Linked DNA regions of Homo sapiens: region 1 is linked to region 2. Evidence: read pairs that join two places in POLR2A ChIA-PET (ENCODE). Cell type or tissue: OCI-LY7. All regions are shown on one strand. Links, peaks and the distances in the headings refer to the core of each region. The heading gives the core; the rest is flanking DNA.

Region 1 (17,064 bases), core at 4,728-9,727, 660 kb after region 2:
TTTTCTAGAATGTTATCCTACATGTCTAAAACTTTTTTTCTAAGTGTATCAGAGATTTGGGATGGAGTGGTAAACACATAGGTTACTAGGAGGTGGCTTGCCTCTGTACCCATTCTAGATGAGTAATGTTAATGACTGATGATAATGTAATGATGAAAAAATTGGTTCTTTTTAAGTAAATAGATAGTCTACAGACACCCTGTCAACAGATAGTGCATGCTTACTGAGGAAGTTAACAGTGTTAGGATTCTTCCTAACCTTTACTGAAAGGTACTGTTATAAAACTGGTAGAGGAGTATGTGAAAGCTACTGGTGAAGAACCAATGCAGTGAAGATTATTCAAGCATGGTGGTGATGGATAAAAGCATAGAAAAAAAACTCAGAAAATTATTTTGACTGAAGACTTTTCATTACTTTTCTTATGTGTCCTTGAGTAGCTTATAAGGACTAGGCTGAAGGCTACTATTAAAAGATTTAGGTGTACCTTTCACTCATGTTCTTTCATGAGACACACGGTTCTCTCATTCAAAGTACAAGGTTAATTTTAAATTAGAGGTGAGAATTATTCTTCATGTATCAAAAAGCCTAGAAATTTACCAGGGATTAAAGGTAGAACCCATTTTAGCCTATCGAAGTGTGAGAGGTAAGGTGACCTGTTTAGATGAATATCTTGAAATGATTCTCTGGAGCATGCCTGATCTGTTCTCAATACCCACACATTAGAAGAAATGAAGAATAATATAGAGACTACACAAAGAGACCATGTAAAAGAAGAACCCTGATAAAAGAAAAAAAACTCTTAATTTTATCACTGCAAAGACTTCTTGTACAAGATGCCTCTGCAAGTGTCCTAGTAGCATGACTCCTTAAACAAGTAGGATGCGTGTATGTGGAAGATATATATATGTATATATAACATTTAAAATCTCCCTCGAACCCCAGCTTCTGAGTATAAACTATGTTACAGAAGCATGTGGATAATATGTGAAGCTTTCTAGGAGCATCATTAAGAAAATGAGACATTTGACACTCTGAGCCCTAGGTACACTGAGTCAGTGGCATGGTCTCCAAGGGCACTGCTGGCAGCACTAAAGCCTGGCTCATAACCATATGTGCACACCTCAAGAGGTGTTTGACTGTTCAGGTAGAGGATAAGCCATTTCCTAGGCCTGGTTCCTTCCATTCTCCTTAGCTTGTAGTTGGCCTGAAGGGACTTCCTAGACTCTAACATGTTTGCCTCTCTTTTGCTTCCTTTCTGGACACTGTCTAAGGATTTAAAACACACATGACTTTCATGTCCACAATTTTCTGCCAAAGAGGGGGAAAAATGCCCCAGAGCATGTCATCCCTTACCATCTGCAAATGAACTTCTGTGGTCAAGGAATGCTCCAATTACCACCCAGAACAGCTTTGTACAACTCCTGACCCTCGGGAAGACTCGAGGAACTCACTCCCAGAACCCAGATGCTCCCTGTCCCAGAACACAGGGAAGACGCCCTGTCATCACAGTTTGCACGGCAGAGGCGGAGGTGATGCTGTTAGTGTGGTATTTCCAATTCTCTAGCGTCTTTCACTTTCCCTGAAGTTGCTGAAGAATATTCCATTTCATTAAGTATGTAGTAATACACATGGGAATCAGAGAGCGGGGAAAGATGGAGGACGTTGATGACATGGCCTCTAGCACTTTATTTATGAGAACATCCAGAAATCTCTATCTACATCTGGGAGAAGAATAATGTCAATCCTGCCCTGGAGACATGGATCAGGCAATGTTGCCAGTGTGTATTTTTCCCTTCCCAATAATTTACTGATTCTGGAGTCTAAGGCAGAGCGCTGATGATAATTTTTACATTCATGTGAGTGAGCCTGGCCCTTTGAGGGCTGGTGATGCCAAATAAACATAAATGTATGTAACCAGGTGAATACTTACCACCTCCCAACCCAGAAATGTCATAGGTCTCTGGTGGTGCTTTGCTTCCCACAACACTCCCCTGAAGGGCGGTGAGGGTAGGTGTTGCCATCAGAGCATAAGAAGCAGAGCTTGAGGTGGCCTTGGAGGACTTCAGGGAGCACTGCCTTTGCAGTAAAGAATGAGACTAAGCAAACAAACCTGTTAGACGGCTCATTTGTCTTTTCCAATTTTTTTATTGTGTTATTCATCCTTTCATCATTGATTTATAGCTATTCTTAAAATATTAGGGATATATCACAAATATTTTTCCTAGTTTAAAAAATGATTTTCTACCATAGTAATTTTTATTTTCATGTAATAAAATTTAAAATACATGTATTTTTTAAAAAGTTTTCAGGCTTTGGTTTTATGCCTGGAAAATGCATCTCATACCTCCAGTATGAAAATATTCATGTATATGGCAAAAATTATCACTGAAAATTACAGAATTAGTGAGGATGCAGAGAAATGGGCAGTCTCTTTTTTTGTTGGTGAAGATATTAACCAATGCTAGAGGACAGTTTAGTAATGCATTTTACTTTTGCAGTTCCACTATAATTAATTGATCCTAAGGAAATAATCATGTAAGTGTACAAACATGTGTACATATGCATGTGCATATAAAGACAGTTATTGTGGCATTGTTTAGTAAGAAGAAAGTTCCAAATTCCCAACTGTCCATCAATAAGTGATTGAGTCAATAAATTATGCATATACTGAAGTGCAACGTTGTTGTCAAAAGATAATGTAGATCTATATTTATTAACATGGTAAATGACTATTACAATGTTAAGTGAAAAGAATAGAATACAAAACAGCAAGTAACTTCTCCTTTCAGTCTGGAAAGAGAAAGACAAAGAGAAAGAAAAAGAGAAAGATAAACAGGACTGTATGGAAATATAATATTTCCTAAGTTATTAATAGTGATTATCTCTGGGCTGTGAGATTTCAAAGGAATTTAACCTTGCTCTTTATAAATACTATCAATGAAACAAATTCAAGCAAAACTAAATGTATACTTTTTTAGAATTAAAAATTAGAACTTTTATTTTGGGGGAAAAAGAACTTACCTAAAACCTGCAATAAATACTTAAAAATTCCAATATGATCTTCAGTCATTAGCAATTACTAACTAGCTCTCTTAGTAGGGTGACATCAATGTCTGCCTCAAGTTTCCCCCAAGTTTGACACTTTGAGATGTACATCATAGTTCTTCCCTTAAAGAATTTTAAAATATAAAATTTCAAGTAGTGAATATAACCCAAATATTTTTATCTAGGGCATGGTTAGGTAAATTCTGGGGGCTTTATGTGATATTATTCAGATGTTATAGTGCTATTTATAAAGAGTTTTTAATTATACCAGGAAGTATTTATTATATAATATTGAATTAAAATGGGATACAACTGTATACATGCAATGTATGCTCAGGCATGTTAAAATCTAGAGAAGACACTAGAAGGTGATCTAAAAAATTATTAATAATAGTTGGTTCTGTGTAGTGGAATTATGGATGTTTCCCCTTTACTCTATACTTTCTAAATATTTCACAATAAGTGTGAATTATAGAATCATAAAAAAAGTAAATATTAAAAAAAAGCTGTTTTGCTCGACAGCTGCCAAATTTTACCCCAGATGTATCAGCAATTTAGCTTTTAGTCAAATGACCCTAACATCATTTCCTAAAGGGAATATCACAGAATGGAATGTGCCCAAATAAAGATAAGCCATCACGGCCACCACCTCTTTCTAAGCTATCATTTTATAATGCTTAAAATAAATCTGAGTAAGGGATCTTTCTTCTGTTGGAAGTTATAAACTTCCACCTCCTTCAGACCCTCTCCATATCTTCTCTTGCATTACCAGCACCTGGAATTTATAATTAACCTATAGTACCCTGGTACGTTTCTAGGTCTGGAAGCTGTTTTTGGAGGCTGATGGTGTAGATCACCATTAGGGATGGAGGATTATTTATTCATTTTAAATGGGAGTTCCCTTGAATAACAAACAGGGATGAGCTGCTATATAAGATCTTGTGTAGTTAATATGCTTTCTTACCCTTCTTATATATATATTTATTGATTGATTGATTTTTTGAGATGGAGTCTCACACTGTCGCCTGAGCTGGTGTGCAGTGGTGCGATCTCGGCTTGCTGCAATCCCTGCCTCCTGGGTTCAAGAGATTCTCCTGCCTCATCCTCCCGAGTAGCTAGGATTACAAGCACCCGCCACTATGCCCGGCTAATTTTTTGTATTTTTAGTAGAGATGGAGTTTCACTGTGTTGGCCAGGCTGGTCTCGAACTCTTGACCTCGTGATCTGCCTGCCTCGGCCTCCCAAAGTGTTGGGATTACAGGCGTGAGATCCCGTGCCCGGCCCGCTTCCTTCCTCTTCTTTCCATCCCTCCCTTCTTTCTTCCCTTGTTCCCTCTCTCACCTGTCTACACTCCTGTCTCCAGCCCTCTTAAATAAATAGCTTTTCTGTAGTGTTAGATGCCAGCTCTTAACATTTAGAGACAATTCACACTATACCAATACCATACTTCAAGTAGATGATCTAATTGTTTCTAAATCATCATATTTTAGCAAAAAGATAATGGGAGAAATCAAAGTTGTCTCTCACATATGTATGATGCATACTAGAGGCTTGGCAATAAGGCAGAGAGTAGATATTTTTTGAGAAAGTAAATAACAAAACAAAACAAAAAGCCAAAACACAAAAACAAACTGGGTATTGTGAGGACAGGGCAGAGGGAAGGAGCAGGCATAAGAAAGAAAAGGAATGACATCGGTCTCCTGGTCCTTGCAAAGGTTATTCAAGTCCCTGTTCCTGGTGTTTTGGACCAGATATCAGCCTACAAACCACCCTGGACTGTGAGCTATTTGAAGGCATAGATGGTGTCTTACTCACCTCTGTATTTTCTGTACCAAACACAGTGCCTGATACAATATACTCAACAGATGCCTGGAGAATTTAACTAAGCCCTTTCACTGCCCTTTCTTACTGGCCTCAGCTAGAACCAAAACAAGAAGCTAAAACTCCTAATGCCACAAATGCTAGGTGAAACCCTATCCTAATTCAAACTCATTTCTTCTGATTTTGCACCTTGGTCCCCAAACTGCTGGAGAAAATCCCATGACAGAGCAGATAGGTATCAACATCAACCCACCAGACTCACCTGCACCTTCCACACTGCCAAGGAGAGTCCTACTGTATTTCTCTGGTCAACTTGCTGTCCCATTTGTCTCAAGAACGATTTCAAATCTCTACTTTCCTTAAATCTCTTCCCCGCTTATTCTTAGCAGGACCTTGCCCCTCAGTGCCCATCACTTGGGAAACCTCTTAACCTTTCAGTACCAAATCTACACGTGGGCTTGCATCTGCTCCTTTCCTTTACTCCTCCTTTCTTACAAAAATAGAAGATGTGTCCCTCCTTCCATCTCTCCACTTGTACTCAGGATTCCATCTCTCTGGCCTTATCAGTAATCTTATACTGCCAGTCATCCTATGCTCTTCTCTCTTCTGCACATTGGATCTCTCCTCTCTACGGTATTCTTCCCATGAAAATACAAAAAATACTAGTGTTTCCATGCTTTTCCAACCTTCTTTTGACCTCACTTCCCCCCTCAAGATATTGCAGTAGCTCATTTTCCTTTCCTTCATAGCAAAACTTCTGAGTGGCCCACATTTGCTGTTTCTTCACTTCTCATTCTCTCCTCATCCCATTACAAACACGTTATTGTTTTGACCACTTCAACAAAACAGCTTTTGCTGAGGTCAACAATAAGCTCAAAATTAATATAAGCAATATATATTTGTTAGTCTTTAACCTACTTGATTGCTCAGTAACATGTCACATCACTGACCACTACCTTTGAGGCACTCTCTTGGCTTCTGTGCCTATGTTTTCTGATTTTCCTGCCACCTTCTTGGTGGCTCCTTCTGAGGGTATTTTATGGCCTCATTTTTTTCTACCAGCGGATTAAATATTAAGAGCTCTTCAAGTCTCAGTTTAGGTCTTCTTCTCAATCTAACCCTGTCCCTAGGCAATGTTATTCATGCCAACAGATTCATTTACCACTATATGTCGATTACCCTGAATTCATGTCTCCAGCCTTCATGTTACTTCTGAATTCCAGTTTTATGTATATAAATACCTGTGCAATATGCTCACTATGTATCTATCCAAAGTACCTCACACTCAACATCTCAAAAACAGAACTTACAAACTTCTCTCCACTCCAGTCCTCCTTTGGTGTTTCATGTAACTGTGAATGGTATTATCCTTCATATAGTTTGATAAGCCCCAAACCAGGAGTCATTGTTGCCACTTCTCTCTTTTATTTCACATAACCAACCATGAAAAAGTCCAGGAATATTTTACTTCTGAATTATCTCTCAGTTCCATCAATTTCCTCCCATTTCCACTGTCAATACTCTAGTCTGCCTCTTATGTGGTCTACTGGAATAGCTCCCTCACTGGTTTCCTCATATCCATTTTTGATCCTTCCAAATTATTTACCAAAGTTAAGCTACCTTGATATATATTTTTAAATTTTTAATTTCAAGATAATTTTAGATTAACGTGCAGTTGTAAGAGATAATACAGAGAGATTTGTTATTCTTTTTACCCAGTTTTGCCCAAATGGTAACATTTTATATAACTGTAGTACAATATCACAATCAGGAAATTAACATTGGTGCAATCCATCTGCCTTACTCAGGTTTCATCAGTTTTATATGCACATGAGTATGTGAGTGTATATTTAGTTCTGAGCAATTTTATTACATCCATACACTCATGAATACTACCACAGTCAAGCTACAGGACAGTTCCATCACAAAAGATCCCTTGCGTTATCCTTTATAGCAACACTCACCTCCATTTCTATCCCAACTCCCTAACTTTGTCATCCACAAGTATGTTCTCAATCCTTACATATTTTTTTCATTTCAAGAGTGCTATATAGATAAGAATCGTAACAGTACATCATCTTGAGATTAGCTTTTTCACCCAATGTAATACCCTTGTGATTAAAACCAGTTATTGTATGCATCAATAATTTATTCTGCTTAGTGCTGAGAGGTATTCCATGGTATAGATATAACAGTTTGCTTAACCACTGACCCACTGAAGAAAATGTGGGTTGTTTCCAGTTTTGGGCTATTACAAATAAAGCTGCTATGTACATTGGTGTAACATAATGTACAGGTGTTGTACAGTTATGTTTCCATCTCTCTGGGATAAATGCCCCAAAGTTTACCCTTTTAAAAAACAACAATGATCATGCCACAGTCCTTCTTAAGTTTGCTCCTCTACTGTCCTTAGGATAAACACAAAAATCCTTAACATGGCCTACCAAGGACCTGTTATCATCAGGCCTTACGTATCTCTTCAACCTCAACCTGGGCTGCTAGTCACCTTTTTCTCTCTGTGCAGCTCTCTTCAGGGACTTCATGCTGTTCCCTCTGCCTGGAATCCTCTTCCACCATCCATCCTTACTTTTTGTTTTTAACCTTCAGGTGTCATCTCAAATGTTACTATTTCAGAGAAGCTTCTCCTGAATTTCCAGACTCAGTTAAATCTTCTTCTTTTATTTGCCCTTAGAGCACATGGTACTTTTATTATATAGTGGTAAGCACAATTTGTAATTACAAGTTATATTGTGAGACCATTTGCTTAGTATCTGTCTTACATTCCCCAGATTATAAGCTCCAGAAGGAGAGAGACTATGTTAATATTCCTTTATTATATATACCTTTAGTATTTAGTAGACACTCAACTTTGTGTCCAGTAAAATTTGGCTGAGGCTTTTAAGACATAGTCCTGGAATCAAGTTCTATCTCTACCATTTATTAGATGTTCTTATAAAATAAATCAAACATGTTAAATCTCAGTTTTCTGATCTGCACAATTAGGATTATAGTAGCATCTACTTAATAGGGTAGTTTTGAAGGTTAAATCAGATAGCCATGAAAAGTATTTAGTCCAGTATCTAAAGCAAGGCAAGCACTCAATAGGTATTTCTTATTGTTATTATTAGTTGAACAAGAAACTAGAGTTTTTGTATTTTTTTTCCTAACTAGGCTTTTGTCCATTATCTTCATTTCTTGCCTGTTCCCCCAGGTTCTGATTCTTGTAACTTTTGAGACTCTGAAAAGGGGCCCTTAGTTTAGATCTTGGATAACCAGTAGGACTACTGGTTCTTACCCCAGGTATATGCTCTCAGACCAGATGTGGCTCTGGTTCCCATTTTCATCTCACTCAGTACTTCCTCCTCTTGTTTTCCAGTCTATGGATGTCAGTGTGGGTAAGAATGCCTCTTCCCTACTCCTAGTTTCCAGATGTTTTCTAAACACTGCTTTCCTCTTGTCTCATTCCTTATAATTCCCCATGGAGGCAAAGTATCCCATTGGTGGGAAAGCCCTTGGTCTATATTTCTCAGGTAGGTAGAACTGATCTATCCAAATTTGTAAGCACAGGAGTTTAACCTCTTTGTCCTTCCTTTTCTACTGAGACTATCGGGAGGTGATGACCTGGAAAGTGTTGCTCATATGCAGATCCACATTTTCCTGTAAGAGAGCTTTTGAAAGGTTTGACTGAAGGGAAGAGAGTCAGCAAACCCATTTCCTCTTTACACTAAGCTATGCTCTTCAACCAACCTTTATAAAAATTTTGGTTCCCTAGCTATCAGTTCTTTTGTCTTATTTTTCAATAGGTTTAGAATTCAAGTGGGGAAAAGTGATGCTATTTATGGGCCCCCTCGAAGATTCCAACACTTTGGTATATGATTTTGCTTGGAATATGATTCTGTTTCTCTTCATCTTTTTTACATTTTAGCCAGTTTTCAAGACTCAGCTGAATCAGTTTTACATGAAACTTTCTAGCCTGCAAGGCTCTTTCATGAATGAAACCCTATGGTACTTCCTGGACTGTATCATTCCTTTTGGAACTTAGTCATTTATTATCTTATGTGCATACACAACGCTCAACAATATAACTGTTTTTCCTAACTCAATTTTAAATTCCTTAAGAGCAAGAAAGGGTCATGTACTTATGGTATATTTATGCTTTAACTATCCAATAAAAATTATTCTTTGTACATAGCATGTTTTTAATAATATCTTAAAGCGTGAATGTGGGGGAGAGTGGCCTACTGACCAGGCTTTGATTTGAAGGCCCAAGGTACAACGGAAATGGCTTAGTAGCTGGATGGTTCCTGAAGAGGTTGTCGCAGTGCAGTGGTGAAAGAAAGAAAAGGTTACTATGGGCATGTCCCTGAGGTGTGTATCAGTGCAAGTCTGTGTATACACACACACACACACACACACACAGTCTCTCTCTCTCTTACATATATATGTAAATAGAACTTAAATCTGTCTTGTGCTGTGTTTTCGCCTTAGTAATACTTTATTTCTCTTATTAAAAATACATGGAACTCACCATCTGATAGGTAGAAAGGCTAAGAGAAATGCAACCAGAGGGAGGTAATATTCCTGGCTATAGTCGATTGGTGTTCAGAGTGTTTTGATTCTCTGAATGAGTCAAAAGATTGAAAAAAAAATAGCCACTCTTATCACTAGGAAAAGAAATGAGGAGGAAGGGTCCTGAAAATGGTGTCTGAGCAATGAAAGACAGTGAATATTTTAAAGATCACAAAATTTAATTTATTCAACCTAAATGCATAAAAGTACAGGTGGGGACATTATTTATGCAGGTATATGCAAATCACTTTATAAAATAGGCAAAGCCCTTCTGCTTTTTATAAGTTGCCAAGGTGGTTCCTGATATTTTAAAAGCTATGCACCTTTAATGTAATTTCCTAAGAGTTGGAATCCCTCTGTCGAAATCATAGTCATTGTCAGAGCAAGTTGATTTTTTTTTTTCCTATCCTCTGGGACATTTACAAGGATCTTATAACCATCACAAAAAGAGTGGTTTCCACAGAGATGTGACTGGAAAAATCCCTTGGAAATTGCTGAGGAGCAAGTCACAGTGTTCAAAGCAAAGAACATAGGCTTTGAAAACATGAACCCATCTGACCTCTTGAATTTAGTACAGTGAATTCCTGAGCTCTGAAACATGGGGCCCGGCTGTGCATGCCATATTGGTGCTATAAGACTGGCAGTAGGTTGGCTGTGGCATGGTCTATTTCAAACTCCTTCACAGTGCCCAGTGTTGCATGTTCCCAGATGACATTTGGTTGGCAGAAGCTGGGCTTCCAAAGCTGGCAGCCTGGAATGCAGCCCACTGTGTTTTGACAAACACATAATTGACCATCTGATCACCAGCCTACGTTCTGCACTCAGGTCACTGGGGGACCTGGGCTTTCAATAGGTCCCTACTCCTCGTCTTGTTCATCTTCCCAAACCTTTCTCCAGAAAGCAATATAGAGAAGGCTTAAACACACCCACGCATATCCTCCCATTTGCAAAAGAGAACATAGTACATGAAACATAAGCTGTTGAAAATTTCCTTTAAATTGTCCTGGCAGCCCAAAGTGAACAAGAGAAAAGCACACTTATGGTGAACTCTAATTCAGAGAGAAGGAATGAATACACTGAATTGTTTCAACACCCGGCTGTGCATAAGTTGCAATTCAGTTCAATGGTTTGGAAATTTTGCTTAGAAAAAGGGAGCAATGAGAAAATGATAGGAAATTGGGGCATTGATTGACTTTAGGGGGGCATTATTTAGAAACTGTTTCATTTTCAGGTGAAAGAAGAGACAAGCAGGACACTGGGAATGTCTTCTCCTTATCTGCCTGCTCCTCCCTCACACCCACTATGGGCAGTAGGAGGCACGCGAGCCTGGTGACCAGGGGGCAGTAGCTCAAAGTGAGGTCATATTCAAATTGAGGTCTTTGCTGAAGATCCCATAAGGATGTATTTTGGTCTGAAATTTGACTCCACACAATGTTTCAGCCTTTCTCCTAGAAGGCAAAGATTATGCAATAGGCCAAGATATGCTGGAATTACACAAAGGTTAATGTCTATTTCAACACTACCAAATAGCCTCTCCCTCCATCCTACCCCTACTGCACAGTTCAGGCCTTTGGCTTTTACCTTTGACCTGGTCTCCCTATTCTGAGTCAGCCTCTCCACTTTCACCAAGTGCTCTTTCTAAAACATACATCTGCTTACAATTCTTCAAAGCCTCCTTGAGCCTGCAGGATCAAGTCCAAACTCCTCTGCACGGCATACAAGGTCCTCCGTATGGCAGGCAAGGTCCCCTGCCTGCTTTCCAGCCCAATCTCATACTACTCTTTCAACCACCATGTTTCAATCACACTGAACTATTCACTCCTCTGAATCTCGCTGCTACTTAACGCCTCCTGATTTTGTAAATGCTCTTACATTTTTCTTGATTATGATCCCCTTTTCTTTCTGCTCTTTCATATCTACCTGGTAAACTGCAATTTACTCTTCTGACTTTAAGACCCAGCCTGGTCACCTTACCACATCCAAGTGGGCACTCCTCCTTCATTCCTCTTACTACGTCTTGTATATACCTGCATTTCAGTGCCTATCATATGCTATAGTCTTTATTCACTTATGTATCTCCCCTATCAGACTGAGATTTCTAACAAAAGAAAGCATTTCTTATTTATCCCGGAGTTTCCAGAACCAAGCACAGTGACTAGCTTTCCATAAATGTTTGTTGAATGAAAACTAAATAAAGAGCTGTACATGATAATTAATCAAAACGAAGCCAAGTAGTAGTGTTAGCTTTTATAAGCATAGTAGGAGCCCATTAGCAATCTAATGAAGGCAGAAGATCCCAGCAGTAAGGCACTTTCTGATGGGTATGGCAGGGGCTGGTGACTGGCTGGGGTGACAGTAAGAGTGAGGGATAAATTCTGTGATGGAGGAAGGTCTTTTTAACAGAGACTGCCACTAAGGCTGTAAATTAACACCCTTTTCAAGACTTAATATTCAATACTGAAAGATATTGTCCTGAGAATAAATCTGAATCTGAATTGTATAGAGACCTAACTTATAAGAACCAAGTTTCCCAAATAAGGTAAGTCTGTGCTACCTGCTTCAAGGTAGCATGGCAGATTATGGAGGGTTCCTCTTTGTTTCTGCTAAACAGTAATGGAATGGGAAATTCTTGGGGGAACATCTGAGAGCTCTTCAGTTCCTATTGAAATCCAGGTCAAATACAGATTGTGATACTGGACTAAATGCACTGCTAAGAGAAGATCGAACAAGCAGAATTCTGTACCTGTTTAGAGGAGGCCATTGAAGAGGCACTTGGAGTCAAAGCACTGGGGAGATAATGTTCTGATCTGTTCTCAAGGGACATTGGACATTTCTTTTCCTTTTGTCGAGCCTCTGGGGCACCACTCTGGAGCCATCAACCATCAACTGTGTCTATGGGATACTTGAGGACAGTAGGACTGTCATAAGCCCGGTCACCCTGCTGATATGAGGGCAGCTTCAAGATTTGGAACAAGCCAAGCAAACATGAAGCCTGGCCCAGGGATGGCACAAGGTCATGGGTATATGAACGGATTATCTGCTCATTATAGGTCACTCCCCCAGCCTTATGTGTGGTTAAAAAATAGGATATCTCTAGAAGCTATGCAACTGATGGCTGATGTAGCATAGAATCAGATTTGCATTTTCCTATGAGCCAGAGACAGCCTTTCAACTACACTTTTTATCTCAAAAGTCTCCCCCTTGATTCCTAATTGGTGACACAGGTCCCCTGTACTGCTTGTGTCTGAGGCTCGCCCTATAGCACTGACGTCACAATAGCTGAGCCGTGCGGGCAGGAGTGCACTGTGCTGACTCATCCCGGTGATGTGAGGATTAATGCCTTGTCTAACACAGAGCTATTATGTGAACTGTTTTTACACAAAAGAACTGTAACAAAAATGATTTGCCAGTCAGAGGACTAGAAATATGCAGTGCTAGGTAACTGAGGGGAGGGCTGTGCAGATATAAAGTGGTAACCATAAGCATGCATATTGACATCCTCCAAAGCATTTACAGACCCACTCTATCAACACTGAAATAGAGAATAACAAGACTTGTCAGGGACAGGTAGGACCCACCCCTGTTGTATAAATGCATTACACACAGCTCCAGTCTTTGGGGAGTTTAATCAATCTCCTTTCTCTGTCAAATAAACTGTCACGTTACACTTTAGCCTTAGCATCCTTTGGAGGATTCTGCCTCCCTAAATATATTTGCCACTATCTTCTAGGAATGTTAGTGGAAGGCACGCATAAACAAAATAGCCATGGGAACCTCCATTCTGTGCAAATGATTATAATACAAGAAATACCTTGGAGTGAAGAGTCAGTGAAGCAAGATATAATGTTGTGAATAAGGAACAGAGCTCACCAGAGAGTGAGAAGCAGCCAGAGGATACCGATAATTATTTATCACATTAGGTGACTATCACTACCTGTAGGATCTTTTGGGTGGTGTCTCTTATAAGTGACTTTGATTATTTGGGTTCATTGGCCTAGAATCTTTTTCAAGCAGTTCAAAATAAAATTTATTTAAACCCATTCAGTGCAGCCTGGTTTGAATTTTAAATAATGAACGTTCTCTTTTTTTTCATATAAAATCGTGTTTTTTTTTCCCCCCGAATACCTTTCCATCTTTTCTAAAAAAGAGTGGTACCTTTATAAACCTTCTGGCACACGTGAATCTGGGATTTCTTTTTTTCCCCTGTAGACTTCATAATTTTGCACAAAAGTTTAGTCTATTTATTTTACAGTCTTGTACTTCTTAGTAAAGGGATATTAGAAATTTTGTCAATAAATGAAAGCTCTGATCTAGAAGTTAAAATTAAAAACTATTGGACCTAGGGATGGGTACATAACTGAAGAATACATAATTGCCCAATGATTGACAGGGGAGCAAAAGCCCAACTGTTGCTGGTATTTGGCTGAATAATGTAAGCTATACTTTAAAAGAGCAGTGACTTTTGCAAACAGCAGCTGCAGCCAAGTAAAGGGCAGCCTTTATAGAAGTACAGTATCTGGGCCACTGGTATTTTCTGCACCCTCATGGATAGCAACTTAGTATTACCACCAACAGCATACACTCCAAACGCAAAAGAAACTAATACACACTACAGAAGCACTAGAAACCACAACAAAGTCAACTAGGAAATATGCCAGTGAAAACCACAATTTCCTAAATCTGACACTTTTTTTTTTAAAGGTAAAGAAATCACTTTTACTTACGTAAAGAGAAGGGGCAGGTCACAGACTGATGGTCAAAGATCTGAAAATCAAAGAAAAAATAAGGAATTAAAAGCAAACCGATATATGATGCAAAACCAATATATAAAAGCAAAATGATACAGTGGGAAGAAAGAAAGCAAATCTAGGCATAGATGGGACTGGTTGTTCCTAAAGGAGCCTATTTTGTCACTTCTAGCCTCAAAATAAAGGAGACCCAGCTTCATAAAAACTTTCTAAAGGTATGACCCCCTGCTATGATGACCAAGACAGTACTTCCCAGCACAAGGAGTGCAAAGACCTTTCTTTGTTCATTTCATTCTAATCTGTATCATATAGGATTTGGTAGAGCTATGTTACCATTTAACAAAATAGCCACTAGCCACATTTGTCTATTTAAATTTAAATTATTTAACATTTAATAAAAAGCTAAACATTTAGTTCCTCAGTCTTGCCAGCTTCATTTCAAGTGCTCAATACCCACATGTGGCTGGTGACTGCCTTACTGGATAGCACAGATAGAAAATGTTTCTATTATTGTAGAAACTTCTATTGGGCAGCACTGACTAGAATAGGTAAAAGCTTTACTATACAGTACATGACCAATTTTAGCTAATTTTGACAAAGATGAGTCAAACCCTGATAAACTTTGTCTCTTTTAAGGTATATTTAGTATGTTTAATGTCCAGAAGTTCCTCTGAACAAATTCAATACATTCGTGTGTAGCTAAGAACTCAGTCCTAAGTTTGCCCCGGACTTGCCTTCTAAAACTGCCTCTACCCCTTCTCACCAGCCTAGAATGTCCCCTCTATGGTGGAAAATAATCTGATAAAGTGATTTTAAACAAAGCTTCTCTCCCACCAAACACAACTCTGTTTGGTGATGAAAATTTCAGATGAAATGATGAAAATTTTAGATTTTGGAGAAGCTGACCCTAACAGTGTTCTTGTTCTATGTTTAAAATCTGATATTTCACTCTTTAAATTACAAGCCAGGCTAGGCGCGGTGGCTCACGCCTGTAAATCCCAGCACTTTGGGAGGCCAAGGTGGGTGGATCACTTGAGGTCAGGAGTTCGAGACCAGCCTGGCCAAAATGGTGGAACCCTGTTTCTACTAAAACTACAAAAATTAGCCAGGCATGGTGGCGGGCGCCTGTAATCCCAGCTACTTGGGAGGCCGAGGCAGGAGAATTGCTTGAACCTGGGAGGCGGAGGTTGCAGTGAGCCCACATCACGCCACTGCACTCCAGCCTGGGTGACAAGAGCAAAACTCCGTCAAAAAAAAAAAAATCACAGGCCAAAAAAAAAAAAAACTATTATAGGACTGGTCTGCCCATCATTGTGCTTTGTTTTTTTTTCTTTCTTTTTTTTTTTTTTTTGAGATGAACTCTCCCTCTGTCACCCAGGCTGGAGTGCAGTGGCACGATCTTGGCTCACTGCAACCTCTGCCTCCTGAGTTTAAGCGATTCTCCTGCTTCAGCCTCCTGAGTAGCTGGGACTACAGGCACGCACCACCACACCCAGCTAATTTTTGTAGTTTTAGTAGAAATGGGGTTTGCCATATTGGCCAGGCTGGTCTCAAACTCCTGAACTCAGGTGATCCACCCACCTTGGCCTCCCAAAGTGCTGGAATTACAAGTGTGAGCCACCGTGCCCAGACCCATCAGTGTTTTGATAGCTTCTCTTAGAAGGATAAAACTGAAGTAGGAGGAGAGCCATGACAAATTAATAAACCAAAAAAAGATACTGAGAAAACAAAGCAGGTCCCCCTACCTCTAGCCCACTTAAATATATCAAGAATTTAATACAGGGTGATTCAATCTTGCCTCTCTGACACCATGATTTTAACAACTTCACATAAGGCCTCCAGAAATATGCAAAACAAACTTCACTAAAGGAGATCAAGTAGAAGGACCTGATTAAGTATCTTTGCATTGAAAAGGCTAAAGCAGAAAACCAGCAATTAAAGACATCACCCTTCCTGGAAAGTTTCTGGGACAACTGCACTATTGTAGAGATTTCTTCAAAGAAATGATTTCCCTTTGTGGTCAATGTGAAACCTTGCTCAAGTACATGCAGGTGTACTTGATGCAGGATGGTGACAAGACGAGTTAAGATGAAAATCTCCAGCCTGGATTATTATAATGCTAATACAAGAGAGGCTGGAGATCTCCAATGCTTTCAAATTGTTTCACAAAATTCATGAGTTTAATGAAAATTTTAGGCAAGAGAATTAGATTATGTATGATTCATTGAAAGCACATACAAATTTGAAATATATATATAACACTGACTAGTCTTCAAAGATTTTAAAGCTCTAAGTTTTGCTATATTCTAGTCTTCTCTGCAAGCCAGGATATTAGACTATGGCACAGGGGCATATTTTCTTACCATTTTCCTCCCTCCCTCTCTCCTTTCTTCCTTCCCTCCCTCCCTCCCTCCTTTCTTACATTCCTCTCTCTCTATTTCTCTTTCTTTCTTTCCCTCTCCTTTTTTGAACTTGCTGTCTTCTCTAACCTTGGGGAGAAGAAGAAAATATTATTAGCAATTTTCTATGAAATATGTTCAATGATCATTTTTCTGTTGCATGTTATAAACCCAATAACTCTCAACAATATTATGCTCTTCTAAAATTATACCTAGTGTTTATGTTCTTATATCTAAACACATAACTTTCTTTTCTAAATTTCAAGGTGCATTTATTCATAAAATTAGTTAAAATTAAATTTTTGATGTGATCAAAAGAGATCAATGTAAGTTGTACCCAAATTGACTAACACATCCAATGTCTGGAATGAAAAACTATCTTTCCTGGATGTCAAATGACACACAGGATGGCTGTCAATGATAGGAATCCAAAATGGAGAGAAAAATTACAGTGTGTATGTCACAGTCTAAAACAAATTAAA
Region 2 (12,535 bases), core at 385-5,384:
ACTGGATATCCACTTGATTAAGGGCAACCTCTGAAAGCCCATGAGCTAGAACTGAGGAGCTGAGCTGCTCCAGGTTCCTGACCCACAGAAACCATGAAATAATGAATGATTATTGTTTTCAGCCACTAAGGTTTTGGGTGATTTGTCATGCAACTATAGTAGCTGGAGCACCAATGGGCCCAAGAAAAAGTGATTGTCTTCTTTTTTCCTATTACTTCCAGACTCTTTTCCTTCACTCTTCCCTAACACTCTATCTTTGAATTTCATGTCAGAACACTATGCCACCAGTTGCCTTTTCTTATTGGAGTCATCTATAAACTCACAATCCATGTTCCCTTTTTCATTGAAGATTTTTGCTCCTTGCTCATGTCGCTTTCTTCTACCCTACTCTTTCTGCACTTGGTGATTTCAATAGCCACTAAGGTTATACTTTCAATTCCTGGTTTCTTAGTGCCTTGTCCTCTGCCCCAACAATCTGAACCACCACTCCTGTCAGCCACCCACTCTCATGCTCATATCATAGAACTTATCATTATAACTGCAATTTGTCCACAATCTCAGTTTCAAGTACCATTTGTATCTTTCCAACTCATCACTTCTATCACCAGCAGTCCTTTAATCTCAACTAGATTTACAAACATTTAATCCTCACACTTTCATTGGCCTTGACACTCTTATGACCTTATTTTGCTTCTTAACCCTGCTTGGACTCCAGGGGCAATCATTATTGCCAAATCCTTGCATACATACTTATCTCCCTTGCTTCTCTTGTGACTTAGCGTACTTGCCTGGTAAAAATCAACCTTAGGCTGGGTGCAGTGGCTCACATCTGTAATCCCAGCACGAGGGAAGGCCAGAACAGGAGGATCATTTGAGGCCAGGAGTTAAGACCAGTCTGGGCAACATAGGGAGGCCCAGTCTGTACAAAACAAACAAACAAACAAACAAACAAAACTCCCCAAAACCTAGCTGGATGGGGTGGTGTGGGCCTGTGGCCCCAGGTACTTGGAAGGCTGAGGTGGATCACTTGAGTCCAGAAGGTTAAGACTGCAGTGAACAGTGATCATGCCACTACACTTTAGCTTGGGTAATAGAGAGAGACCCTGTCTCAAGAAACCCTCCAAAACCTCCAACTAAATCCAACTGTGTCCATTCTGTGTTTGCATTTGTGCAACTACAAAAAAAAAATGACACAACTGTGGAGGGTGGTTTCACTTTATTTATTGAGTTATAATAGTTTTTAATTACTTGAAATAAGAAAGTTGCAAGAATAGTGCAAAGGCTTCCCATAAAACTTTTACTCAGATTTTCATGTTTGCTTTATTTATTATTCTCTCTTGGCACACAATTTTTTTTTCTGAAACATTTGGGTGAGCTAGATCAAATATATCAGTGTACAAAGTCATACGTCACTTAACAACTGGGATATGTTCTGAGAAATGCGTCATTAGGCAATTTTGCTGTTGTGCCAACATCCTAGAATGTACTTAAAGAAATCTAAATGGTAGAGCCTACTGAGGTGATGTTGTTGTCTGGGGTAATACCTGAGGTTCGTTGTCCCACGGTCATGGAAAACAAGGACGCAGACAAACCAGGGTGAGGTTCAGAGCAGAAGTTTAATAGGCGAAATAAAGAGAAAAGCTCTCTCTGCTGCAGAGAGAGGGGCCCCAGAGAATATGGGTTGCTGCTTCCATGGTGAAATGCAGAAGGTTGAATAGATGATCTTGGGGAGGTGGTATCTGATTTATATAGGGCACAAAAGATTGGTCGGACCAGGTGTGTCATTTGCATAGCACACGAAGAACTGGTTAGGACTAGGTGTGCGGTTTGCACAGCATGCAAAGAAGCTGGCCACTCCACCCTAATCTTTTATTATGGAGATGGGTTCTCTACATGGCCAGGCACCATGTTGCCTGCCTCTTTACTGTACACGTGGTGACAAAGAAAAGAGAAGAGGACCCTCCCTGTTGAACATGCCTGGCATCCAGGTAGCCCTTTTCTATTGGCACTGAGGCTGGCATTCACCTGTGCAAGCTTTTTAGCTTGCTTATCTATGTTTGCGGCTTGATTTTTCAGGCTGCTCTTTGTTAGAAAAGAAATGTTTTGGTGGCTGCTTTTTGTTAAAAGGGGAGTTCCACCGAGGACTCTTACCCTTACTATCTGCCTAAATTCTATCTCCTGTATTACTACTACACACTTAGGCTATATGGAATAGCCTATTGCTCCTGAGCTATAAACCTGGACAGCATGTTACCATGCTGAATACTGAAGACAGCTGTAACACAATGAGAAGTATTTGTGTATCCAAACATAGAAAAAGTACAGTAAAAATATTGTACTATAATCTTATGGGACCACTGTTTTCTTGTGGTTCACTGTTGAATGCAGTGACTGACACATTGTTATGCAATGCATGACTGCACTTCCTAAAACAAGCACATCCCCATACCTAACCATAGTACAATTATAACAAACAGGAAATTGTATGGGCATGGTGACTCATGCCCGTAATCCCAGCACTTTGGGAGGCCAAGGCGGGTGGGTCACCTGAGGTTAGGAATTCGAGGCCAGGGTGACCTGTAAAAACCCCATCTCTACTAAAAATACAAAAATTGGCCTGGCATGATGGTATGCACTTGAGACTACTCCGGAGCATGAGACAGGAGAATTGCTTGAACCCAAGAGGCAGAGGTTGCAGTGAGCTGAGATCGCACCACTGCACTCCAGCCTGGGTGACAGAGCAAGACTCTGTCTCAAAAAACAAAAACAGGAAATTAACACTGAGTCAATACTATAATGTAACCTACACTTTATTCAAAGTTTTCCAGTTGTCCCAGTAATGTTCTTTATAACAACAACAACAACAAAATGTTTCTGGTTCAGGATCCAAGACAAAATCGCACATTGTATTTAGTTGCTATATATCTTTAGTGTTCTTTAGTATGAAAGAACACTTCAGTCTTTCTTTGCCTTTTATGAGTTTGATGTTTTTGAAGAGTTCAAGTAATGTCCCTCAATTTCAGTTTGTCTGTTTCCTCACAATTAGATTCAGAGTATGCATTTTTGGCACTGTATATTGTTTTGCACCTTACTTTTTTTTAATGTGACAAAATTTTTTGTAGATCTTTATATATCAGTGCATAAAGAGTTTCCTCATTCTTTCTTGGCCATTACTTCTTCAAATATTCTTTCTTTCTTCTCTCCTGGAATTCCCATTTTGTATATGTTGGTCTACTTGGCAGTGTCTTACAGGTCTTATGGGTTCTGTTCATTTTTCTTCACTTTTTTTTCTTTCTGCTCCTCAGACTGAATAATCCCAATTGACCCACCTTCAAGTTGCTGATTTGTTCCTCTGTCTGCTCAAGTCTATTTGAATTACTCTAGTGAATTTCTCATTTCAGTTATTGTATTTTTCAGCTCCAGAGTTTCTATGTGGTTCCTTTTGTAATTTATATCTCTTTATTGATATTCTTCATTAGGTGAGACATTGTTCTCATGGGTCTCTTTTGAATTTGATTTCTTTTAGCTCTTTGAGCATATATGAAATAGTTGATTTAAAGTTTTGTTTGCCTAATGCTCAGGCTTCATTAGGGGCTGTTTCTATTATTTTTCTCTGTATATGGGTCAAACTGTCTTGTTTCTTTGTGTACCTTATAATTTTTTGTTGAAAACTGGACATTTTGAATATTATAATGCAGCAACTTTGTTTTTTTTGAGACAGAGTCTTACTCTGTCGCTCAGGCTGGAGTGCAGTGTGCAGTGGTGTGATCTCGATTCATTGCAGCCTCCATTTCCCCAGTTCAAGAGAGTCTCGTGCCTCAGCCTCACGAACTACAGGCACCCACCACCAGGCCTGGCTAATTTTTGTGTTTTTAGTAGAGATAGGGTTTCACCATGTTGGCCCGGTTGGTCTTGAACTCCTGACCTCAGGTGATCCACCTGCCTCAGCCTCCCAAAGTGCTGGGATTACAGGCATGAGCCACTGTGCCTGGCATAATGCAGCAACTTTGAAAATCAGGTTGTACACCTCCCCAGGTTTTACTGTTGCTGCTTATTTTAGCATTTATTTGTGGTTTGTTAGTATCTTTTATAAACTACTTTTTTATGTTATGGTAAAATATACACAAGATAAAATTAACCATTTTATCCATTTCAAGTATGGTTCAGTGACATTACGTGCATTTATATTGTGTAATGATCACATCTCCAGAACTTTTTCTTCACCCCAAACTGAAACTTTGAACCAGTTAAATAAAGCCCCATTCTGCCCTCTTCATAGCCCCTGGAAACCACCATTCTACTTCCTTTCTCTATGAATTTGACTACTCTAGGTACCTCATACAAGTCAAACTAATTTTGTAAAGTTTGTATTCTTTGTTTTATGTGGCCACATAAGTCTCTGTTCTGTCAGATTAGAAAAAAATAAAAACCGAGGAAGAAAAATACATACAGAAACAAGCAATTATCTTCCAGTCTTTGCAGACTGGCTTTCTGTGTGTGCTGGGTATGCCTGTAACACCCAGCCAGGCAGTTTATATCTCTGCCTTAGCCGAGCAAAAAGTCAGCCAGAGGTGGAAGTTTAGGGCCTTCTTAGGTCTTTTCTGAGCATGTTCCCAGCTTTGGGCATGGATGTGGCCTTCTGGATTCCCAGGAATTTGTGAGAGTTTTTCAAAGCCCTTATTCAGATTGTCCATTGTTTGCCTGAACTGTTATCCCTTGCCCCAAGTGATACTGGTAATATATTTGCCTTCAAATTTTTTCTTTTCTTTTCTTTCTTTCTTTCTTTCTTTTTTTTTTTTTTTGTGTGTGTGCGTGTGTGTGTGTGACGAGTTTTGCTCTTGTTTCCCAGGCTGGAGTGCAATAGTGCTGTCTTGGCTCACTGCAACCTCTGCCTCCTGGGTTCAAGCAATTCTCCTGCCTCAGCCTCCCAAGTAGCTGGGATTACAGGCTTGTACCACCACGCCCAGCTAATTTTTGTATTTTTAGTAGAGATGGGGTTTCTCCATGTTGGTCAGGCTGGTCTCGAACTCCCAACCTCAGGTGATCTGCCCCCTCAGCCTTCCAAAGTGCTGAGATTACAGGCGTGAGCCACCATGCCCGGCCCAAATGTTTTCAATAAATACTCTACCTGCCCCCTCTACCAACATTCCCCCACCAACACCTGCCCAAGGCAGGTGTCCTACCCTTGGAAGAGTTCTGAGATAAAATAAGGCAAACAAGTCCTTGAGCCTTCAGGGAGCCACCAAACAGGTCAAAGCAAACAGATAACAATTCTTCGAGAATAAGGTCTGTACTGCTACCTCTGATACTACGAATCAGTACCAGGAATGTGGGCTATTGTAGAGTAGGGGATGGTACCAGGGTAAGTTAAAATAAAATGTCACAAAAGTCTTTTACTGAGACTCAGCTGTTTTTTCTTAATTAAGCATTCCCCTGATTGTGGTAAGGTTTTGGTGACATTCCAGATTTCCAAATAAATTGTTTCTGACAGCTCTTGCCACCTTTTTTGTTGCTTTTGTGGAAGTACAGACTTTTGAAGTTCCCCACTCTGCCATTTTCGTTGATGTTGCTCCTCCTCATTCTTTTAAAAATTATTATGAAACTGCACAGAATTCCAAATTCTAATGGATGGAGGTTTGTCATTTATTTAACCAGTCCTTTATTGATGATGATTTGTTTTCAATTTTTACTACCAACTATTCTTCTAGGAATAACTTTGGATTATTTTGCATGTGTGCAATTAAATCTATAGGAAAAATTGCAGAAGTTGGTACTGCTGAAGAGTATATGCATTTTGTAATTTTTGAAGCTATTGCCAAATTCGCTATATTACTTTACACCTCCATTATTATTATTATTATTTTGAGACAGAGTCTCACCCTGTCACCCAGGCTGGAGTGTAGTGGTGCAATCTTGGCTCACTGCAACTTCCGCCTCCTGGGTTCAAGCGATTTTCCTGCCTCAGCCTCCCAAGTAGCTGGGATTACAGGCGCCTGCCACCACGCCTGGCTAATTTTTGCATTTTAGTAGAGACAGGGTTTCACCATGATGGTCAGGCTGGTCTCGAACTCCTGACCTCAAAGGATCCACCTGCCTTGGTCTCCTGAAGTGCTGGGATTACAGGCATGAGCCACCGCACCCAGCCTCTACACTTCCATTATAAGAGTCCTGTATCCCCACGGTCTTGTCAGCAGAATGCGTTTTCAAATTTCTGTACTTTTTGTCAAACTAGTAAGTGAAAAATAGTATTTCAGTGTGGTTTTAATTTCTATGCTATTCTGAGTGAAACTGAGGATCTTTTATATTTTTAAGAGACATTTGCCCAGGCACGGTGGCTTACACCTGTAATCCCAGCACTTTGGAAGCCCAAGGAGGGTGGATCATGAGGTCAGGAGTTCGAGACGAGCCTGATCAGCATGGTGAAACTCTGTCTCTACTAAAAAAAAAAAAAAAAAAATTAGCTGGGCGTGGTGGTGGGCACCTGTTATCCCAGCTACTCCAGAGGCTGGGACAGGAGAATCGCTTGAACACAGGAGGTGGAGTTTGCAGTGAACTGAGGTCGTGCCATTGCACTCTAGCCTGGTGACAAAAGTGAAACTCCGTCTCAAAAAAAAAAAAAAAAAGACACTGATATTTCCTTTTCCATGAACTTTCTGACATATACTTTAACAATTTTAACTTGACTATGGTTTTTCCATATGTTTTTCTGGGAGCTGTTTACATATTAGTGTGATCTCACTTTAAATACATGACCATTAATCTCCTAATTAAGCATTCCCCTGATTGTGGTAAGCAGGGATTTCTGGGAGCTGTTTACATATTAGTGTGATCTCACTTTAAATACATGACCATTAATCTCAATGAGGCATTTGTGTTGCCCAGCAATGCTACTGTTTTACTGTTTTCCTAAAACATTAGTCAGTTCATTCACCTGTGCTCCTAAGTATTTCATAATTTCTCCTTTCTCTTCAAACTTCTAACAACTTTTCTTCCATATTCACTTTCACCTTATGTTCTATTTCACTGCAAAATATATCAATGCTCTTCAGCCAAAGTCCAGGAGAACCATAGCTGTAGTTAGACAACATTGTGTTTATTGACTCATTGCAATGAGGGTGAAAAAATACCATGGAGAACCATGAGGACATCTCAGTGAAAGGGTGTTAGAAAGGTCTTACTACAGGATTTGGGTTTGTGTTCAGTGATTTTGCGAGGAGGATTCAAGAAGTGGAGCTTTGTCCCAGATTACATATTGTCAATAAGATGTGGTTATTCTGATTGGGTATCTTAATACATCTTATCTAGAAGGTAGGTGGAATAAAGTGAAGCTAAAGCTGTTATTGGGAAAAAGGCAGCAGTCAGTCATATTAGTCAGCATAGGGACATAGTCATTTCTGTGTTTCGAACGATGTTCACATTTTTGTCTGTGTTTAGACATGATTACCCAGTGGCCTTCTTTTTGTCTTACTCTATCATGATCATACAGTGGCCTTGCTTAATATTAGTGTTCTGTGACGTTTTTTATGTTTAACAGAACACAGTTTATGCAAAGTTTTGCAGAATGAGGATGGAAACCTGTCTTTTACTGATTATCTTATTAAGTAATTTGTCCTTTAGTATGTCATATATATTTAAGAAATATGCTCATGGCCAGGTGCAGTGGCTCACGCCTGTAATCTCAGCACTTTGGGAGGTTGTGGCGGGTGGATCACTTGAGGCCAGGAATTTGAGACCAGCCTGGCCAACATGGTGAAAGCCCATCTCTACTAAAAATACAAAAATTAGCCGGGCATGGTGGTGGGCGCCTGTAGTCCCAGCTACTCAGGAGGCTGAGGCAGGAGAATTGCTTAAACCTGGGAGGCAGAGGTTACAGTGAGTCAAGATTGTGCCACTGCACTCCAGTCTGGGGGACAGAACGAGACTCTGTCTCAAAAAAACAAAAACAAAACAAAACAAAAAAGAAATACACTCAGTGTCTGACATTTTGTGGAACTGGATTCAACTCCTTTCCATCTCTTCAACTTTACATTATGATTTTTAAATATATGTAAACAGTAAAAGAATAACTGAATAGTAGTATACCCTCCACTTAGGTCCAATAATTAACGTTTCGCTATTTTGTTTTCTCTGTGTATTCATCTTCGTGGAAGCATTTGGAAGCAAGTTGCAGACATGGTGCTACTTCACTCCTAAATACTTTTTTTTTTTTACATCCCCATGGATAACAGGGAACTCCTAAATATTTTAGTGTGAGTTTTCTAATATTAAAGACACCCTGCAACATAGCCACAAGTTATTATTATTATTATTATTTATTATTATTATTTGAGACGGAGTTTCACTCTTCTTGCCCAGGCTGGAGTGCAATGGCCTGATCTCGGCTCCCTGCAGCCTCCACTTTCCAGGTTCAAGCGATTCTCCTGCCTCAGCCTCCCAAGTAGCTGAGATTACAGGTGCTCACCATCACGCCCGACTAATTTTTGTATTTTTAGTAGAGACAGGGTTTCACCATGTTGGCCAGGTTGGTCTCAAACTCCTGACCTCAGGTGATCCTCCCACCTCAGCCTCCCAAAGTGCTGGGATTACAGGCTTGAGCCACCACGCCCAGCTGCCAAAAATTATTAATTATCCATAAATGAATATCCATAAATGTATACATAAATCATTAATTATCCTGTAACATCAACTCTAATAGCCATTTCATATTCACTATTCCTCAATTGTTCTAGAATGTCTTCCCTCCCTCCCTTCCTTCCTTCTTTCCTTCCTTCCTTCCTTCCCTCTCTCTCTCTTTCTTTCTCTCTCTCTGTCTCTCTTTTCTGGAGATGGGGCCCCCCTGTTTTGCCCAGGCTGGTCTTGAACTCCTGGACACAAGCAACCCTCCCACCTTAGTCTCCCAAAGTGCTGGAATTACATGAGTTAGCCACTGTGCCTGGCTTAGAATGTCTTTTTTATAGCTGTTTGGTTGGGAACTCTGAACCCCAAATATCTGAGACAGGCCTCAGTTAATTTAGAAAATTTATTTTGTGAAGGTTAAGGACACACCTGTGACACAGTCTCAGGAAGTCCCAATGACATGTGTCCAAGGTGGTTGGGGTACAGCTTGCTTTTATATATTTTGGGCAGACCTAATACATCAATCAATACATGTAAGATTTACATTGTTTCAATCTGGAAGGGGAGACAGCTCCAAGGCGAGAAGGAGGAACTTTCAGGTCATTGGTACATAAAAAAATTTTCTGATTTGCAATTGGTTGAAAGCGTTATTATTGACTGGGAGCTGTGGCTTGCACGTGTAATCCCAGCACTTTGGGAGGCCGAAGGGGGCAGACTGCTTGAGTCCAGGAGTTCGAGACCAGTCTGGGCAACATGGCGAAACCCTGTCTCAAAAAACAAACAAACAAACAAACAAACAAACAAACAAAGTAGTTAAGCATGGTGGCACACGCCAGTAGTCCCAGCTACTCGAGAGGCTGAGGTGGGAGGATTGGTTGAGTCCGGGAGGTGGAGGTTGCAGTGAGCAGAGATTGCGCCACCGCACTCCAGCTGGTCTAATAGAGCCAGAACCTGTCTCAAAAGAAAAAGAGAAAAAAGAGTTATTATCAGTAGAAAGGAATGTCTGGGTTAGGATAAGGGGTTGTGGATACCAAGGTTTTATCATGCAGATGCAGCCTCCAAGTAGCAGGTGTCCGAGGCAATAGATGATAAATATTTCTTCTCAGACTTAAGGTCTGTGTTGATGTTAATGAGGCATGTCCAATCCCCTCTTTCATCATGGCCTGAACTAGATTTTCAGGTTAAATTTGGAACGCTCTTGGCCAAGAGGAGGGGTCCATTTAGATGGCTGGGGGTGGGCCTCGGCATTTTATTTTTGGTTTACAGAACCAAGAATCTGCAATACGTACAGCAGTTAATCAGTAACTTCAATCCTTTATTGGAAGGAACAAGAGTTTCCTGGCCGGGGGCGGTGGCTGACGCCTGTAATCCCAGCACTTTGGGAGGCCAAGGCCAGCGGATTGCCTGAGGTGGGGAGTTCGAGACCAGCCTGACCCACATGGTGAAACCTTGTCTCTACTAAAAATACAAAAATTATCCGGGCGTGGTGGCAGGCGCCTGTAACCACAGCTACTCGGGAGGCTGAGGCAGGAGAATCGCTTGAACTGGGAGGCGGAGGTTGCAGTTAGCCGAGACGGGGCCTTGGCACTCCATCCAGCCTGAGGAATGAGAGCGAAACTCCGTCTCAAAAAAAAAAAAAAAAAGTTTCCGAGCAATTCACCTTTTCGCACATTGGGGCAGGGTATGCCATTTCCTGGGAGGCACAGTAGTTTGAGGTTGGGAATAGGGAAGTCTCATTGTGACCCCTAGAAAGACAAGCCTTCAGGCTAACCCGGTAACACCCATCGTCAGGAATCCTTCACGGCCGCCAGAGGGCGCAAGGAGCTGCGGCTGGAAGTACTCGGAGGGCCGGCGGAGGAGGCGCGCGGAGCCTGTAACTCGCAGCGCGCGCTGGAGGTGGGCGCGGGGCGGTGCGGTGCGGTGCGCGCGGGGCGGTGCCGCGGCGGCGGAGGGAGCCGCGATGGAGGGCGCTCCGACTGTCCGTCAGGTAAGCCGCGGGCCTCGCTGGGGCAGGTTCCCATCTGTGGCTTTAGCCTACTTTTTCTCACGGTGATTGCTTGAACCTTCTCAGATTACAGTTAATCCCTCCCTTCCCTTTTCTTCGTGCTCTTTGGAGTAATACGGAAAGTTGTTACCGAGGAAACGGTTTCCTGTGCCTCTGCGAGCCCTTTCCCTACGGGCGGTGGTGGGGACATTTGCTTCCCTGTGGGCGTTGAGGGCTTGAATTTGGTCCCGAAATGTCCTGGTGCGGATGTCTCAGCCCCAGGCCCCCTTGGGTCAGGCCCCATGGTCGTGATTCTGACCCACTGTCAACGTTTTTTCCAGCCTTGCCCCCTTCCTTTCATTCTCAGCCCTGTTGTAAAGGTCCGGATAGTTTAAATCACTGTGCTGTCAGCCAAGTTTTTGATTTCAACTAGTCTAGTTTTATTTGTTTACTACCTTATTTGACAAAACGGAAAGCGTGCTTATTAATATTCAGGATGAAACCCCGCTTTTGTTGGACGGGCGCCTGCGTTTCTGAACACCATCCTCCTTCTACATTGGTTTGTGTGTATGTATTTTACTTTTAGAGAACTGCGGTCAGTGCTATATCTTCTGAAGAGCGTTATAGTTTACAGATTAGTGGAGGTACACAAATAATTGTTGAATGAACAGATGAATGAGTGTTATTTCACTTGATTTGAAAAACATTACTATGAAATAGTCAAGCTGGATATTCATGAACCCAATCAGTCACTGATTCAGTTATGTCCCTGGCACTGGGTGTTCGGGATTAGATGGTGATTAACACAGACATGATCCCTGCTCTCAATAAGCTTATTGTCTAGACTAGAGATAAAATTATTTCCTCTATTGTAGAGTTAAGGAACAGATGTACAGAGATTGACTTTGCTAAGGACCACACAGCTAATAAGTCAGAGAGACAGGAATCTACTGTAGCCACCCCAGAAAGCCAGAATGGACCCCCATCCCAAATTTGATTCAGGTGTAGAAACTGATGATGCCACACACACACCATGAGGTTGGAGTAGAAACTGATGATGCCACACACACACCCTGAGGTTGGAGTGCAGTGGCGCAATCTCGGCTCACTGCAAGCTCTGCCTCCCGGGTTCACGCCATTCTTCTGCCTCAGACTCCCCAGTAGCTGGAACTACAGGCGCCCGCCACCACGCCCGGCTAATTTTTTGTGTTTTTAGTAGAGACGGGGTTTCACCGTGTTAGCCAGGATGGTCTTGAACTCCTGACCTCATGATCCGCCCGCCTCGGCCTCCCAAAGTACTGGGATAACAGGCTTGAGCCACCACCGCGCCCGGCCCTGAAAAAGTCTTTTACTTACATAATTAAGGTCTCCAGGGAGAGCAAGGCAGGCCTCTCAAGCAGCACTAAAATGGCTTAAGAGAGCCTCAGGAAAAAACTGGCTCCAGGTCTTTTTTTCACCCTTGATGTTTGATGACTGACCTGCACCATTTGAATTTGAATTTGAATTTAAGTCAGCCATTGTGGCCCAGTGCAGTGGCTCATGCCTGTAATTCTAGCACTTTGGGAGGCCAAGGCAGAAAGAAGTATCGCTTGAGGACAGGAATTTGAGACCAGCCTGGGCAACAAAGCAAGACCCTGTATCTACCAAAATAAAAAAAAAAAAGAAAGAAAAATTAACTGGGCATGGTTGTGTGGCGCCTGTGGTCCTAGCTATTTGGGAGGCTGAGATAGGAAGATCACTTGAGCACAGGAGGTTGAGACTGCAGTGACCCCTGTTTGTGCCATTGCACTCCAGCCTGGGTGACAGAGACCAAATTATTTTCAGAAATTTAACCAAGGTGGTAGGCCTTACACTATGTGTGGCACAATAGCCCATCCTCCTTTTGTGAGCTCCTTTGTGAGTATGTCAAAAGACTGTCCTCAGGGGAGGATGTCA

Evidence for each region. ChIA-PET counts read pairs that join two places held together with the same protein. Peaks named below come from ENCODE experiments on the same cell type or tissue, not always from the same donor. Only the 100,000 strongest peaks of a DNase experiment are listed, where the experiment ranks them.
Region 1: POLR2A ChIA-PET joins it to region 2 with 9 read pairs; 2 of 35 experiments call an interaction of 5 or more read pairs at or near these places.

What each region holds. Positions count from the first base shown.
Region 1 is chr3:114,486,193-114,503,256 of GRCh38, forward strand. ZBTB20 (zinc finger and BTB domain containing 20) reads right to left here. Exons shown (of 12, transcript NM_001348800.3): 7 at 14,160-14,199. The region is part of intron 1 of ZBTB20-AS5 (ZBTB20 antisense RNA 5); the gene reads left to right. Among named protein-coding and RNA genes, the nearest start is that of ZBTB20-AS5, 41 kb to the left of the region's middle. In OCI-LY7, for the core only: no CTCF peak of the experiment used is centred there; no DNase peak of the experiment used is centred there.
Region 2 is chr3:113,828,334-113,840,868 of GRCh38, forward strand. GRAMD1C (GRAM domain containing 1C) reads left to right here and starts at 10,455. Exons shown (of 18, transcript NM_017577.5): 1 at 10,455-10,603. The coding sequence starts at 10,577. RefSeq lists an enhancer at 2,565-2,714 and a silencer at 10,468-10,667. In OCI-LY7, for the core only: no CTCF peak of the experiment used is centred there; a DNase peak (open chromatin) is centred at 2,418; H3K4me3 peaks cover 1,310 bases; H3K27ac peaks cover 1,507 bases.